Linked DNA regions of Homo sapiens: region 1 is linked to region 2. Evidence: read pairs that join two places in POLR2A ChIA-PET (ENCODE). Cell type or tissue: endothelial cell of umbilical vein. All regions are shown on one strand. Links, peaks and the distances in the headings refer to the core of each region. The heading gives the core; the rest is flanking DNA.

The links. ChIA-PET counts read pairs that join two places held together with the same protein. Peaks named below come from ENCODE experiments on the same cell type or tissue, not always from the same donor. Only the 100,000 strongest peaks of a DNase experiment are listed, where the experiment ranks them.
Region 1: POLR2A ChIA-PET joins it to region 2 with 10 read pairs; 2 of 35 experiments call an interaction of 5 or more read pairs at or near these places.

What each region holds. Positions count from the first base shown.
Region 1 is chr1:246,210,547-246,218,893 of GRCh38, reverse strand. All of the region lies in intron 5 of SMYD3 (SET and MYND domain containing 3), which reads left to right. Among named protein-coding and RNA genes, the nearest start is that of SMYD3-AS1, 110 kb to the right of the region's middle. In endothelial cell of umbilical vein, for the core only: no CTCF peak of the experiment used is centred there; a DNase peak (open chromatin) is centred at 3,753; H3K27ac peaks cover 452 bases.
Region 2 is chr1:246,307,373-246,315,719 of GRCh38, reverse strand. The region is part of intron 5 of SMYD3 (SET and MYND domain containing 3); the gene reads left to right. Among named protein-coding and RNA genes, the nearest start is that of SMYD3-IT1, 11 kb to the left of the region's middle. RefSeq lists an enhancer at 7,672-8,347. In endothelial cell of umbilical vein, for the core only: no CTCF peak of the experiment used is centred there; no DNase peak of the experiment used is centred there.

The DNA of each region.
Region 1 (8,347 bases), core at 127-8,126, 97 kb after region 2:
AGAAGCATGTGATTGTCTTGCTATGATATTCCTGAATGTTACTGGTTTCCTCTTTTTCTAAAGCATGTTTGTTGTGTGCAGAACTAGTATAGCTTCAGGCTTTTGGCTAAGATACCCGTGAGTATTATTGCTTTTTTGTTTTGTTAAATAATTTTTATTGAACACACACAAAATACCTTAAATATAAGGTACAAATAACAGTAAACAAACAACTTGCATAGCAGTCAGCCAGTCTTAAGAAATACAGTGTTGCCACTACTTTTTTTTTTTTTTGAGACGGAGTCTCGCTCTGTCACCCAGGCTGGAGTGCAGTGGCGCCATCTCGGTTTACTGCAAGCTCCGTCTCCTGGGTTCAGGCCATTCTCCTGCCTCAGCCTCCAGAGTAGCTGGGACTACAGCCGCCCGCCACCCCCTGGCTAATTTTTTGTATTTTTAGTAGAGACGGGGTTTCACCGTGTTAGCCAGGATGGTCTCGATCTCCTGACCTCGTGATCCGCCTGCCTCGGCCTCCCAAAGTGCTGGGATTACAGGCGTGAGCCACCGCGCCCGGCCTGTTGCCACTACTTTTAAAGCTGCACAACTGCTTCTCTCTCTTATCTCCCTCTCCACCCCACGAAATAATCACTATCTTGAATCTTATGTTCCTTTCACTGGCTTTTTTTTTAACAGGTTTTCTTGTATGTATTGAAATCAGTTTTTTATGTGTTATAATTTGGTATGTTTTTAACTTTACTCATGTCAGAGTGTACGTATTCTTGTCTACTTTCTTTTTTTGACCTAGTATTCTGAGATTTATTCGTGATGGTCATGTAACTGCAACTCATTCAGTTTTATCGCTGTATTGTTTTCTATGAATGTACCATAGTTTATTTATTTTCTGTTTTTAACTGTTACACATATCATTGCCATGAACATTCATGTATTTATCTTCCATTGAACATGTACAGGAGTTTTTCTTGGATATATAACTTGTAATGGAATTGTTGGGCCATGAGTATGCTTATTGCAACTTCACTAGATAATGTCAAATTGTTTCTGAAAGTTGACTTCATTCGTACTGAACCATCTTCACCAGCATTTGACATTGTGGGATTTAAAAACTGTTGCCAATTTTTACATTAGCACTTTAATTACAATTATATTTATCATTTCTAGATGGTATTTTTTTTCCTAGCTAGACATTAAAAAATTTTCTTTATCCTTCCTCATATTTTCAATCTCTTATTCCTTTAAACATCTTAAACATATTTACTTTAAATTCTGATAATACCAAATTAGAAACTCTTTGTGAGTTGATTCAGCAATATAATACTTCTGCTGAGTCTTGTTCACTGATCTTTGTTTCTTTGTTTTCTTTGTGAGAATTTTTAGTTTATTTATATTTTGAGACAGGGTCTTGGTCTATTACCCAGGCTGGAGTGCAGTTGTACAATCTCGGCTCAGTGCAACCTCTGCCTCCCGGGCTCGAGCGATCCTCCCATCCCAGCCTTCCAAGTAGCTGGGACCATAGGCACACATCACCACGCCCAGTTAATTTTTCGTAGAGACAGGGTCTCCCTACGTTACCCTGGCTTGTGATTTTGTTTTTTAAGCTGTAAGTTCACACTCTTTAGAAATTCTTTGAGGCCTGGATTGAAGGTGTATTCACCCTGAGTGAATTTGCCTTTTGTTTTGATGGATAACTAAGGCATTAACAACCTTGGATCCTGCTCAGGTTAATTTCTGGGCTTGAGGTTTCTTCTCCCACAAAGATAATATAAATTTAGGCTACAAGCTTGGTTAGATGCCAACTTCTGCTTATGAGTCTAGAAAAAAATTATCCCCCTCTGTCCAGTATTTAGGGTCTAGATTGAGAACTTCTTTGCTCTCCCTTGTGTGGAATAGATTTTTTGTAATTTACAGTGATTCTAACTCACAGCATATAGTCCTTGGAAAATCCTAGGTCTGTTCAGGAGTTTGGTTTTAGACTTTCCAGTCTGGATGAGGCCCACACACAGCCTCCAGTGCTTTGTGCCCACGTCTCCGTCAAGGGGAAAGTTCAGGATCCTCAGGTTAGCTAAATGTTTCTAGTGAGAAAGCTAGCTTCAGAGTTTACTTACTGGCCTGGTATCTTTACTTGACTGTAATACTCTAAGGATATTTCTTTCTTATCACTTAAATCATGAATTTTATTTTAATGTTCTCTTTTTAAATACAACTTCTTTTATGCCTTTATTTTTCTTCATTTTTTATTATATTTTCAATAATGCAGAAAAGGTGAAGGAATACAACCAGAAATTTAGCACCTAGATTCATCAATTGTTAGCATTCTAAAAACAAAGACGTTCTCTTTTATAACAATGCCATAGCACGTCTTAGACAATTAGTAACAATTCTCTAATATTTTCTGTAATACCTAATCCATATCAGATTTTCCCACTTGTTCCTAGGTATCTTTTTTGCATATTTTTCCCCAAATGAGGGTACAAACAATGTACTGATGCATTTAGAAGATATTTGTCAGTGCGTCTATCTGGGTTGTTGGGGTCACCATATTGTCCAATATGGAGATGTATTTTATTGTTTGGCATTTTCCTGAAGTCTGCTTATGAGTTTTTTTTTTTTTTTGAAATGGAGTCTTACTCTACTGCCCAGGCAGGAGTGCCATGGCGCTATCTCGGCTCACTGCAACCTCTGCCTCCCGGGTTCAAGCGATTCTCCTGCCTCAGCCTCCTGAGTAGCTGGGATTGCAGGTGTGCACCATCACGCTTGGCTAATTTTGTATTTTTAGTAGAGACGGGGTTTCACCATGTTGGCCAGGCTGGTCTTGAACTGCTGACCTCATGACCTGCCCCTGTTGGCCTCCCAAAGTGCTGGGATTACAAGTGTGAGCCACCGTGCCCGGCCTTGAGTTTGTTTTTCACATTAGTCCAGAGTGCTCCATCTTTCGCTCTCTATTCGGTTTCCTTGTGAGTTATTGACTGTTAGAGTATACAATAGAAAAAATATTTTTATGTCCCTTTTAAGGAATTATACCTTTCAAGTGGAAGATACACACTGACTTTCCTCCAAATAGTTACACATTTTAGATTTTTGTCGTGTCAGTGGACTCATCTCAGGCAGGATTACACCCCAGGGCTTCCTTTAAAAAAGGAAAGTGACATTGGCTTTACGTAACAGAAGCAGTTTGGACATTTCTTTGGACAGTTGAGTTCCGCTGGCCCCTTTCTGTGGCATGCTGCTGCTCAGCCCAGCTGCATGAAGACAGGACAGAGAACGATGGCCACTGAGAGTGATCCAAAGTACTCTGTGGGAGAAGGCAGATGGATAAATATTTTTTCTTAAATGCAAAGCTAACTTAATGTTACTGCCCATTACTGGTAACTTTCTTTAGGGCTTAAGACTTGAAGAATTTAATGTTGCCTGACAAAGTTTTAAGATGGCTCAGCATTAAAAAAAAATGGTGTCTTTGAACAGTAATGAGCGCCAAGTAAGAAATATGGGTGTGCTGACTCTTTTTGATGATCTCAAAGTTATTTATTTAACTACATGCATGAAGCCCCAGCGTGTGTGTGTTTTTCTTTGTCACTGACTTCACAGCAGCTCAGTAGGATTTTAAATATGTATATTTTATATTTTCCTGCACCTGCCCCATGACAATATACATAGACCATGCAAACAAAGATGTATTTAGTGAAGAGATTGCGAAACTGTTTTATTACTGTCCGGATCTCCATTGGAAGTGAAGCTGCTGTTTCACATCCTCTTTAGGCATATCTAGCCGCCAGCAACTGTGCAGATTAGAATCATGAGCTTCTCTTCCACATGCGTGTGGCCATTGTGGTGATGACCGATGAATCATCGCATTTCAACTGGAATGAACAAAAATAGAAAGCTCAGCAGCAGCATTTTTTAGAGAGGTAAAAATCTGCATAAATAAAGAAAATTAAGTGTTTCCATGAATTTTACCTACTAGAAAGTGGAAAAATGTATTTGATAATAGAGCATATATATAAGTTTTATAGTACTGCTAACATAAACATGAGTGGATAATTTTGGGGCTCAGCAAGTTTAGCTGCAAAATGGCTTTGCTATTCTCCATTCCTCTTTGTTTTAATGATCATTCCTCCATATTCAGAAGATTCTGTTTCTTGATTTTTAGGACTGTTCCTAAATATTCCGGTAGCTGTCTTTGGAAGACTGAAAAAATATTTTCTCTTGTCCTTATAGAAAATGCTGGATAGGGCAGAACCTTCTCTCTTCCTGAAAGAGGCCACTGATCTAAATTGGTTTCTCTCTTAGCCTTACTTCTTGGAGGCATACTTATTATGTATTTACTTACTTTGGCATGCTATTTTAAAAATTCCTTGGTTTTTATTTTAAACAATTCCTTCATATATTTCACTTAAATAAATGAGCTGATACTATGAGCTTCAACATATTGGTTTCAAAACTCATCTCTTTGTCTTTTTTCCTTTGTTTTACCTCATATACAGTTAATTGACAGTTCTGTTCATTTTTCCTTTGAGATATCTTGCCATGCTTGGTTTACCATTCCAGCACAGAGTACACAACTCATAGCTGGATTGCTATGACATTTGTCTCCTCTTTGGTTATCTTGCATTCTTTTACCAAATAAAGCTTTCACAAATGTATTATCTCCCTACCATTTTGTGACCTGGGATGTGAAATCTAATCTCTGACTGGATTTCTAGACTCCTCTCTTGTCTTTTTCAACCTTATCATCCACAACTTGCCATTGTAAAGACCAAGTTCCAGTGTTCCATTAGATCAATACCACCATTTCTGTAAACAAACAGATGCAAACATTAAGAACCACAGTCTGGCTAATTCTGGAACAGTACCTAAAATATTAAACCATGACCATCTTTTGCCTGTTGGTGTTAGAAGGGAGCTTTTGGTGTTACGAGAGAGTCACCAAAGAGGACAGGTTATGGAAGCTAGCTCTGCAGAGCTCTTGATAGCAGGAGTTCACAGAGATTATAAACTAGGAAATTCAAGGTGCTTCAGAAAGGTTCTTCTTGAAGGAAGAGAAAGAACTGTGTTCAATGAGAGAAAGCAGCAGAAAAGCACACTAAGTTCGTTCTTTATAGGCAAGTTTAAAACTGGGATTTACTCAATGGCCGATGGCCATTACAGATGCTAAGATATTCTCAGGGACCATGAGAAGATCATCATGCTGAAGTGAGAATGGAGCCAGGGAGGGGAGCATCAGAGTGGGACTGGTTTTGACCTTTGAACAGGGCCACTGTCCTGGCGTGGAAGTGCAGTAGACAGGGCAGGTTGGGTGAACAAACCAGGTAGCTGAGTGTTCCCCTGCCCTTGTTCTAGCAAACTTGGGTGTGCAGGGCCTGAGAATGTTCTGTTGACTTCTGCTGCTCTGTTTTGCTCATGTTATTCCTTTGCAATGGGTGCCTTTCTCCTATCCATTTTCTCAAAGATCATATGTGCTATAATGGTGGAAACACGGACTTAGGAGATAACCTGACTCAAAACTCACTGGAGTTTTGTCTTCTTGCGGATGAGCTGGACCCTAGCCAATGTACTTCACCATTCCAAATCTTCAGTTTCCTCCTTTGATAATGCAGGTATTAACATACATGCTGCTGTGTAAGCATTGGAAAGTCTGGCCCTTGGTGTTTGGGTTTAGAAAAGTGCTTTTGTCAGCATCCATAGTCACAGGTAACTGACAAAAAGAGCATGTGATATCCTGTGTATCTGTGTCGACATCATATGAGATTGAGGAAGGTTGAAAGAATACTAATTTCCCTTGACAGAATTCTTTTAATTTTATTCATTTCTCTGCATCCTTCACTCTTTAGTTTATCTGATGGTAGAGGGTTAGCAGTTGTAGACAGTGTCATCACCTGCCCTGGATGATACTAGAGCTCCTTTTGTAGACAGACTATATATTCTGACACCAGAGAAATGCTGTACCTGAAGGCCCCATATCTTCTGGAAGGACACTGAAGGGAGAGCAAGTTACTGAAATCCATTTCTCATAACCCAAGAACGTCCTGTCTACATTTGTATGCCTTGTGCTTGGTACATATTTGTTGTTTAGATTAACTTAAATTTTATGCTTTCATTACAGCTATTCTCTGTGGAAAATATTAACCAAATTTATTAGATCTTTATGGAAATGAAAAACTGCTGGTCTAAAAATGCTTGGGAAACTTAAGAGTACTATCATTCAACTTGGCAGTACTTGATACCAGTGAGGGTTGAAGTTCTAAGTTGAAATAAAACAGATCGGTTAATAGGAAGTCAAATGAGACTGATAGATTTTATTTGTTGGGACATTTTTCGGTGACCAAATATGCAGTAGACAGTCAATACAAAAAACCTAGAAACGCATAGAAAAAATAAAGAGAGGAAAATAAAAATCACCAAAAATCATTAGCATTTTCATTTGTTCCACTATTTTATCTATGCATTTATGTATTGGCTGCTTTTATGTTTTTCCTGTTAACATTATAGGAATTATTTCCTTTCATAAAATATTCTTGAATACCCTAATGGTACTCATTTATCATATAATTATTACCATTATGCATTTAATCATTCTTCTAATATTGAACATTTTAGTATTTATTATTTTAAATGTAGCAGAAATAAATATCTTTTGTTGGCATCTTTATTTCCTTGAAATAATTGACTAGATATACAATTACTGTGTCAGCATTTTAAATTTGCATATTTAAAAGTTTTGTTGCATATTGCTAACTATCTTTGAAAAAGTTGATTTAGTTTACCAGCCCTGTGTCTTTTCTGGCACATGATGCATTTTTATGTCGCTACATCCTTACCAGTATTGAGTGTTTTAAAAAAATAAAAGCTTTTGATTCCGATTTACTCATTTTGTCTGTTGTAGATATAATCCACCTTAAGTGGAATATTTGTTGTTACTAAATACTTGAGTGATTATCTGAGGTAATATGTATTCTTCTGTATTTATTTATGTGACTTTTTTTTTTTTTACCACAATCTTGTACAGGGATTACATTTTACTCATCTTTATGCTACCCATAGAATTTTTACACAGTAGATATTCAATAAACATGAAAAATAAATATCACACAATATCCACCTTGTTGGATTCCACCACTTACTAACATATCTGCACGTATATACTTCAAGCAAGTATCAAGTTTCTTTATTGGAAGATGTCATGTAAAGTTCCCAAGTCTCATTTTTGGTTTTATATGAAGAATCTATTCATTGGTAGGACATATTGATAAAAATTACTACCTCTTCCCCCTTTTATTTGTCTCCCTCTTGTGTACTTTCTCTGCCTTTTTCCTAAGGTAAATATTGGTATTGTCTATATGCTTTCATCACAGGTACAATTAATTTAGTAGAAACATTGCCCATCTGAAAGAATTATATATTGTGGTATCAGTGGAGAGATGTTTATTTTTTTTTAACATTTTGTTGTTATTGGTTAATAAGAACATGACCAAGACAAGAGCTTTAACAGAGATGTGAGATGTGTATTCAACCAGTCTCTGAAAATCATTTGCTTTTTGTGTTTTATGGCAGTACCTTGTGGATCTGCATTTAGAATGATAATTCATGCTAACGACTTTCATATCCCATGAGGTAGCAGAAATCAATGCTAAAATGGCAGAATGAAACGGTATAGCAAATAAAGTCAATGAGCTGTCAAAGAATTTTTCTTCATCAAACAAATCCCAAAGCACTGGTGTTATACTGACCTTCCCTCACTCCTCTTTCCTGGATTCTTAGACCAATTTGGTTCATGATTTTTTTTTCCTATAATAGAAAAATTAACAAACATGTTTGGTCAGTGAAACAGAAGGTATTTGAAAATGATACCTTGGAGCAGTGTCTCAATCTTCAGGAAAATGGTGAAGAGGAAATACAGCATTGATTGCTGTTGCTAAGCAACGGCTTTCACAGCAGACGCGCCTGGGACAGTGGTGGTGTCTGCCAGCACACCATGCGGGGCCGAAAGCAGTGCAGCACTCATGTTTCTGCGAAATCAGAATTGAAGCCCTGCATTTCCTCCTTCCTCTCGACTTTCTCTGATCAATACCTGAGAAGTTAAGATCGTACGGTCAAATATATAGACTGTGAGAAATTTGGAGCACCTTGGGGATTTTTGGAGAGCTGCGAATGGATTTGTAGAGCCAATTCTGTTTTTTTTGTTTTTGTTTTTTTTTTTTTAGTTTCGCCCTTGTTGCCCAGGCTGGAGTGCAGTGGCACAATGTCGGCTCACTGCAACCTCCGCTTCCCGGGTTCAAGTGATTCTCCTGCCTCAGCCTCCTGAGTAGCTGAGATTACAGGTGCCCGCAACCACGCCCAGCTAATTTTTGCATTTTTA
Region 2 (8,347 bases), core at 196-8,195:
ATTCAAATAAATGTCTATTTACAAAGCATGATGAAGAAAGGACAAAAATACTGTTTTATTATCTAGAAGAGCTTTATAACCAGAGCGTTCCAACAACGTATCAGCGTGTCCTGGTACAGCTGGAAGCTACTTCTTCCTGGAAGAGTTTCACTGAGGATTAGAATTACGTGTCAGGATGGGTTGTCTCTATAAGGTAGGCCTAGATGATATGTAAACTGCTCTTTGAATTTGTGAGTTTGTGATATTTCTGGTGCATCATGGAAGGGTGTAGTTTATCTTCCCTCGCCCTCTCTATTGAGGTCCTGCTTATTCTTAAGGTTTCTACTCAGATCTTTGGTGAAATCTACTTGGTTAGGATTGAGCTTTCCCTTTTGTAAAATCAGTAGTCACTGTTATTTTCTATGCCAAGCATTTGACAACTGTGACTATCCCCTACTTTCTAAGTTGTCTGTCCTTTTTTCTTAGGTTCCCACTTAGACTATAAATTTCATGAAAATAGGTCATGTGTCCCCATTTTCTTCCTTAAGCAAAATAAAATTATACAACTTTAGGGCTGAAGAGATCACAGAAACTCTCTGATACCATAGCCTTCCCATTTTTTCTCCTCTCCCTTTCTCCAGAATACATCAGTTGTGGCTTAGAGAGGGGGAAGTAGTCACCCAGTGACAGGAAGAAAGCTAGAACTGAAGTCTTCTGAGTTCTGTCTAATGCCCTTTCTGTTAGTTGATGCCCAAGTGCTCAAGAACTTAGCTGCTAAGTTGAAGTGAAAATGTGATACAGCAAACAGAAGTTAAATTACAGACAACCTTTCAGCAATATCTGTTTCTTATATTGAAGCCTATCTGTGTAAAGGCAGAAAATTAAAAATAAGTTACAGAATAGTATCGTTCGACATTTGAAACTAGATTAGCTTGTCTAATGATGAGTTTCAATTCAGAGATTCTGTATGTCCGTGTTTAAATGATTTTGGCTTCCCAAACCAGCTGTCTGCCTTCCCTTCAGATAACTCAGTTATAAACAGAACTGCTGTATTACATATTTGAGTATGTGGATTTGTCTTGTATTTCCCATTTTTTGGCCCATACTTTCCAGGAAGCAAATGAGTATTAGACACTGGTACCTGTCTTACATCAACAGATCAAGGGACAATTGGCGGATTGATCACAAGTTTCCTAGTGCCGCACTCCTTTGTTTTAATTTTTTATTCTACCAAGTACTTTAATGTGTACTTTCACATTATCTTCTATAGTAGCCCTCTGAGTTATGGGTATCGTGCCTTTGTAGATGAGAAAGTGCGTAAGGTCACACTATATTTAAGTAAAAGAGACAGAGCTTTAACATGGCTTTCTTCATTCCAGAGTTCTTATTTTCTGCATTCCACCATACTGCATTCTGTGTTATATTAGTTCTCTGTTAGAGCCCTAATTATGGACCATTATAAGCCTTAGCAAAATCCAGAATGATGGAAATAAGAATATTTGATAATATTCTCTAATACTAAAGTATTGCTCTAGGCAAAACTGTAAATTATTTAATCAGGATTTCTGCTATTTTTATCCAGGTGGTACATCATGCCTTACATACCTCTGTCCTTCATATATTCAAATCTAAATAAATGCTGGTAGTTTGAGTGGGAGGAGGGTGGATTATTCATGTCAAATGATTCTGTGCTGATGTTGCCACAACTGTATGTGAAAATAAAGATAATTGACATGGAATTTGCATGGAGTTAAGGTACCTTTTGAAATCTGCATTCTACAATCTTTTAGTACTGCATATTAAAACATTAATTATTCAGGAGCCCTCCAGATTGAGTCTTTATCATTTTCAAGCCATTATTGGGTGTGCTTTTCCCTATGATTCTATAGATACATGCATTTATAGATTTAAACATTTTCTATGCTATAAACTATATATGCAGTGTATAAGAAAATACTCTTTGGCCTTATTAACACCTCTTTTTCTTTTAGTGATATTTATTTGACCTTAACATTTATACTTGATATTAATGACATAGGCAAATAATTTTAAAATGTTGTTTTTGAATAAATACTTGTCAAGTAAAAGAAAAGCATTAGAGCTACATGTGACCAGACTTGGCAGTCATGGGCGCTATTTCAAGTTTTGATTGACATTTGGTTTTCGTTTTGATGCTTATAGGAAAAATTTATCAAGACACTGTTTATGCAGAGCTGTTTAATTAGGATCACCTGAATTAGGATCAGAATTAAAAATATCCTTAATAGAATTTCCTTTCCTTCCCCGATGGGTGGCAGCATTTTCTTCAGCCAATACAGCATCTGCAGAGGCGTGTGTGACTTGCTGGTTGGTGTCCTAGGGTCTGTTTTTCCTCCTTCACAATCATTCAGTGGCTGTGGGTCTTTCAGGTTAGAGCAGAAGTTGGTAAGGTATATTGTTTGGGGGCCTCAAAAGTCTTCTGTAATAAGAAGTGACTATACTGTGGGTTTTCTTGTTTCCCATTTGGCCAAGATTTTATGGAACAATACCCACTTTGCCCAGGTGCAGTGGCTCACACATGTAATCCCAGTCCTTTGGGAGGCCGAGGTGGGCAGATCGCTTGAGCTCAGGAGTTGGAGACCAGCCTGGGCAACATGACAAAACCCATCTCTACAAAAAATACAAAAATTGTGGTGGCTCATGCCTGTGGTCCCAGCTACTTGGGAGGCTGAGGTGGGAGGATCGCTCGAGCCTGGGAGGTAGAGGTTGCAGTGAGCCGAGAACGTGCCACTGCATTGCAGCCTGGGTAATAGAGCGAGACTCGGTCTCAAAAAAACGAAAAACAAACAAACCAAAACCAACAATACCCACTTAAATCTCAAGGTATGCAGATTTGAGGTGTGATAGTGTTTAACCTTCGGAAGTCTTTTAACCTGCTCATCATTGTCCTTCTGCCTGTCTCACCAGTTTGTTTTAAAAGTTATTTGCTGATTTGTCTCTGGTTACCTGTTGAATGACAATATGGTGCTGCCATGGCTTTACTTGCCTGCCTGTGTTTCTGAGCTCATCCCATATTTTCTATATACCAACAAAAATCTTCATCTATGTGACCTGGTTTTACTTCAGATTCGTCGTGTGCAGTGCCTAAACTCTGCCTTTTCTTCCGCACAGCATACTGCTTCTCCACCTTTGCTGTCTTCTCTCTTGACGTTGCAATCTCCTGAGCCAGCCGTGCCAGGAATATCAGGAATACCTCTGATTCTTCCCCCAAACTTCTGTATGCCCTGCTTATGCTGCTTTTAAAGATCTCTTGACTCTATTGTTTTATTTTTATATTGTTTTGTCACTGTCCCAGTTATTATTAAAATCCTTCCGATCTCACCTAAATGGCCTCTAACTCATATCCTTGCCTCTCACTGTTTCCCTGAGTCTCAATTCATTTTTATATTTTGCCATTAGAGATAATTGAAAAAAAACCCAGATTTGATCATTTAATCTCTTGCAAAAAGATGTCTGTTGATTCCCTACTGCCTTTGTATGAAATCAAGGCTTTTAAGTATGGCATTTGAGGACCCTGCAAGCTTCATCTCATGCCACGTTCCTGGAGCTGGCTGACTGCTTGCATAGACTGCAAGCAGCTTGAGGGTCGTAACCATTTTCCTAGCACCTGGTGTAGTGACAAGTAGATTGCGGAGATTCAGTGAGTGTATGCTTTTCCTCCATGGCTTGCATTATGCTTTCAGTCCTTCCCATTGTTGCATTGCCTTTATGCCTCCATTCCTTCACGTTGCATTGTCACTTACATTACGTTTTAGCTCCTTCCCATTGTTGCATTGCCAGTGTGTTTCTTCAAGCCACCAAAGCTTGACGATGCCTGCCGCACTGTTGCTATGACATTAGCAAACTAATGTCCATAGGGTATTTCTCTAGATATAGATGTCTGTAGGGTATTTTTCTAGATAGGGAATTATTTTTGAAAGGCTGGGTATTTTTGAACCAATTCGTAAAGCTGCTCATATACACGAAGGAGGGTCATGAAAGCAAATGACAATTCAGCAAGGCCTAGTTATGGCTGGGGTGTGTGTGCGTGTGTGTGCGCGCGTGCGCGTGTGTGTATGCGTGTCACGCGTGTGCGTGTGCGTGTGAGTGTTCAAGGAGGGTGGTTCCTAAGGCTAATGAGCTTCTACCTGTAAGTTATTCTGATTTGGTAGAAATGTAGCTTTGAATAATAATCATTAGCAGTAGCTGAGTGGGCTTGTGCTTTGTCAACACTGCTGAGTTTGATAATTAGATGATTACAAGGATGTGATGACATTTTGTAAATCCTTTCCTGGAGATATCTATATGAGTTTGCTAATCATTATGGCAGGCTTCTAGCTTTTCTTTAGAGCAATGATGATGCTACAAAGATTTTTTTTGTGCTGAAAATATTTTCCTTGTATCAGTAAGATTTGGATGATATTTGTCACTTTCTGCCACCTCAGAGTCAGCAAGGAGAATCTTGCAAAGTATTTAGCATTTTGTGGAAACAAGACATTATGTTCTGTATAGTTAAAAATTATCTTTTAGTTTATTGGAGTGGAAGGGCATTTTCTCCATGACAAGGAAGGTTTAAACTTGCATCATCTTGGTATTTAAAAGTTCTTTTGAAAACAACTCATGTTTTCAATTACAAAATAATATAGAGCTCTCAGTCAGTGTGATCATTCTATAGAGTGTGATCATTCCATAGGTCACATATTTACTAACAGTCTTCAGTATTAGTTGAGTAGGCTCTTTAAAGCCTTACTGTTAGGCCAGGTGTGGTGGGTCACGCCTGTAATCCCAGCACTTTGGGAGGCCGAGGTGGGTGGATCACGAGGTCAGGAGTTCGAGACCAGCCTGGCCAACATGGTGAAACCCCGTCTCTACTAAAAATACAAAAGTCAGCCAGGCGTGGTGGCACATGCCTGTAGACCCAGCTACTCGGGAGACTGAGACAGGAGAATTGCTTGAACTTGGGAGGCAGAGGTTGCAGTGAGCCAAGATCGCGCCACTGCACTCCAGCCTGGGTGACAGAGGTAGACTCCCTCTCAGAAAAAAAAAAAAAAAAAAAAAAAAGCCTTACTCTTTGTCCTTTCCCCTAAAACTCAGGATTCCTTTTCTTCTTCCAAGCTTTGCTCGTACAGTTTCTTCAGCTCTGCCTGGCAAATTTCGTTTAAACATGGTGCCTTTTCTAGGAAACCTTTCACAACTCTCTTAGACATGTCCATTAGGACAGGAATGGGAAAGCAGAAGTGTAAAATATAAGTGGGTAAGAGAAAGGGCAGCAACTTCCATTATTTTGCTCCTCCAGTTAGGTGCTAGTATCTTAAGCTGGCCATTTCATCACTAATGGGAAGAGCTAAAAGCTCCAGTCCATCAGGATTGAATGGCTGCTGAAAATGAATGTCAGTGTCTCACCTCCAGACATTTTGGAGCTCTTTTCTTCCAGTCTATTCGTGTCATTCTCTCTTTTCAGGTAGACTTGCCTCCGATTTCTCTTGTCCTCTATGAAGAATCAAAGGATTAATGGTTTCTGAAAAAAGCAGGTCTTGTTCATTGGAGCTGCCAAGTTACTAATTACTTCTAATTATCTTTATAGCAAAATGATAAACATAGAATTCAGTGCTGTATTGTACAGCAAATTTTTTTCCTGAAAACATTGCTTATAATGTTTATAAATAATATACCAGGTTATATTAACTAGGAAAATTTAGAGTTTAACAGGGTTCTATTATGAACCTTTTTGTGGAAGAAGATTTATTTTGGCAAGCTCATTGCTCTGTCTTAAAAACCTAGATTTCCTCATGTAGTGTCTGGTATTCCATAAAGTAAAGCTCATTTGCAGTCAGTTAAATCTTTTTCTTTTTTCTTTTGCAGAGACAAATCATTTTTTAAATGGAGTTCACCAGATTCTTAGGGCCTATTTGAACTTATATTTCTAGAATTGGGTGGGATCTGCCTTTCTAAATTATAATTCATAGGAAGAGTGCTATGGAATTGGCTAGTAAAGACTCTTGGCCGTGAAGGCAATGTCTCAGCAAGTGGCTTCCTCTTTTCTAAAACCTCATTAGTGTCCTTGGGAGCATTTCATTGATAAATACCTATCCCACAGTCCAGCTTGCTTTTTTCTGAATGTAATTTCAAAGCCCGGTAACTTCAGTAGATTTTTTTGATTGACCACAGTAGACACAGAGTATGAGAAACAAAATAGAATCCTCAAACTTTCTACCTGGTAAACAGAGGAAGTAAGGATAGTGTTTTCAGGGGCATTCATTTTCAGGCAGCCATTCAGTTCTGACATGTTTGATGTATTGGAGTTTTTGGTTATTCTATTCCTGTTTGTGGTGAACTCTCTAGTTCACTATACCTTCGTCTGGCTGGAGGAGTATGATAATCCAAGTGCCTGCTTTTATTTTCTTGTCTGCATGTATTTTATATTTCTGTTTTCCCATCCATGGCATAATGTGATCATGTATTTTGATAAATGCATTGTTTTGCTAGAATTGTAGCCTAGTCTGTGAAATGAAAATTAAATGAGAATTAAACTTTTTTTTAACAATTAAGCTTTTTTTAACTTTTTTTTAGTATTGCTAGTATTAAACTTTTTTTCACAATTAAAAAATACATATTGGTTTTGGAGGCACCTTTGATGTTCTACTAATTATATTAATACAGAACGGATGCTTCTTAAAAACTTTTAGTGCAAATAAGCTTTTAAAATCTTAGTATCTTAGGCACATAAGTAATTTTCATTTTTTAGATGGATAATAAAATCTTACTATCTTAGGCACATAAGTAATTTTACATTTTTTAGATGGATAATAAAATCTTACTATCTTAGGCCTGTGAGTCATTTTACATTTTTTAGATGGATACTAGTTTAGGTGCCCATTTTGATGTTGTTTTTAAAAATACTGACCTTACAGTCCTTTCCATCTTTATTTTTGAGTGACAGCAGAATCCCGAGTATAAGAAAATGTGATTAATTCTCCCATATTGAAGTCATTTAATCATGCTTTGCCTAACAGCTGCTTTCTATTCAGTACACTGAACATAAAATTCTGGAGTGCCTTTGTGCTATCATAAATTGTAAATGTGAACCATTCTTCCTCTTAAGTATCATATGGTATTGCTGTTTTGAATTTGTCAGTTTGGTAGGGGGTTTTTCTAGAGATTGCTGTTGTAGTCGGCTAGGAGGGCCTTCTTCTGGGACGAAACTCTCTCCCTCATTCTCTATATCACTGTGATATTTAGTATTATATTATTATAATATTTAGTATTATTTGTTTGCAGTAAAGAAGTGGGGGAAAATTGGTTTGACTTGTCATCCTTTTATTTCTATGGCATATTGAAAAAGTGGACAAATAGGGCCAAAACAAAGCAGTGGGATTCTTACTTGGCTCTTTTAGGTCAGAAAGAACCAGTTTAATAAATTTCAGTTCAACAAATTTGTACTGACTCTATTCACAGCACCATGTGGAGAAATAAGGATAATTAAGACTTCATTTCCGCCCTGTCTGGTAGGATAAATGAAAGAAATATATAAATAAATATAGTTATATTGAAGATTCGTTGAAAGCAAAACTGTGCTGCCTTCTTTTTGTAAATCTTGCTTTCCACGTTCAGTACATGGAGGTGCTCACAGTATTCTCCAGCAGACTGCGATAATGGTGATGCGGAGACCTAAGATGGAGATTTGGAGTGGGGAGATCATTTGATTTGGCCTTTAATGGAAGATACTGTAGGTGGAAGAGTCAGTGCTGACTTCCTAGAATTTAACAGTCACCATTGCAAATAGGCTACCGAGGTACCTGGAGTTGAGATTAGATCCTTGTGACTGGATGCCAAGGAGCTTCTTGCTGCTGGTTCATGCTTGACGGACGTGCCTGTTTTGGGTTAGGAGCAGTTGATTTCAGGTTTCCCCTGCAATTTATGCCTGGGGCTGTTCTAGTGAGCCTCACTTCCCTTTGTGAGCCCTCCTCGTGCTGCTTTCTCTTCCTGATAAGAATCCCCTAATTTGGCCGGGCGCGGTGGCTCACGCCTGTAGTCCCAGCACTTTGGGAGGCCGAGGCGGGCGGATCATGAGGTCAGGAGATCGAGACCATCCCGGCTAAAACGGTGAAACCCCGTCTCTACTAAAAATACAAAAAATTAGCCGGGCGTGGTGGCGGGCGCCTGTAGTCCCAGCTACTCGGGAGGCTGAGGCAGGAGAATGGCGTGAACCCGGGAGGCGGAGCTTGCAGTGAGCCGAGATCACGCCACTGCACTCCAGCCTGGGCGACAGAGCGAGACTCCGTCTCAAAAAAAAAAAAAAAAAAAAAAAAGAATCCCCTAATTTATGAGAGCAGGGTTCTTCAAATGGGAA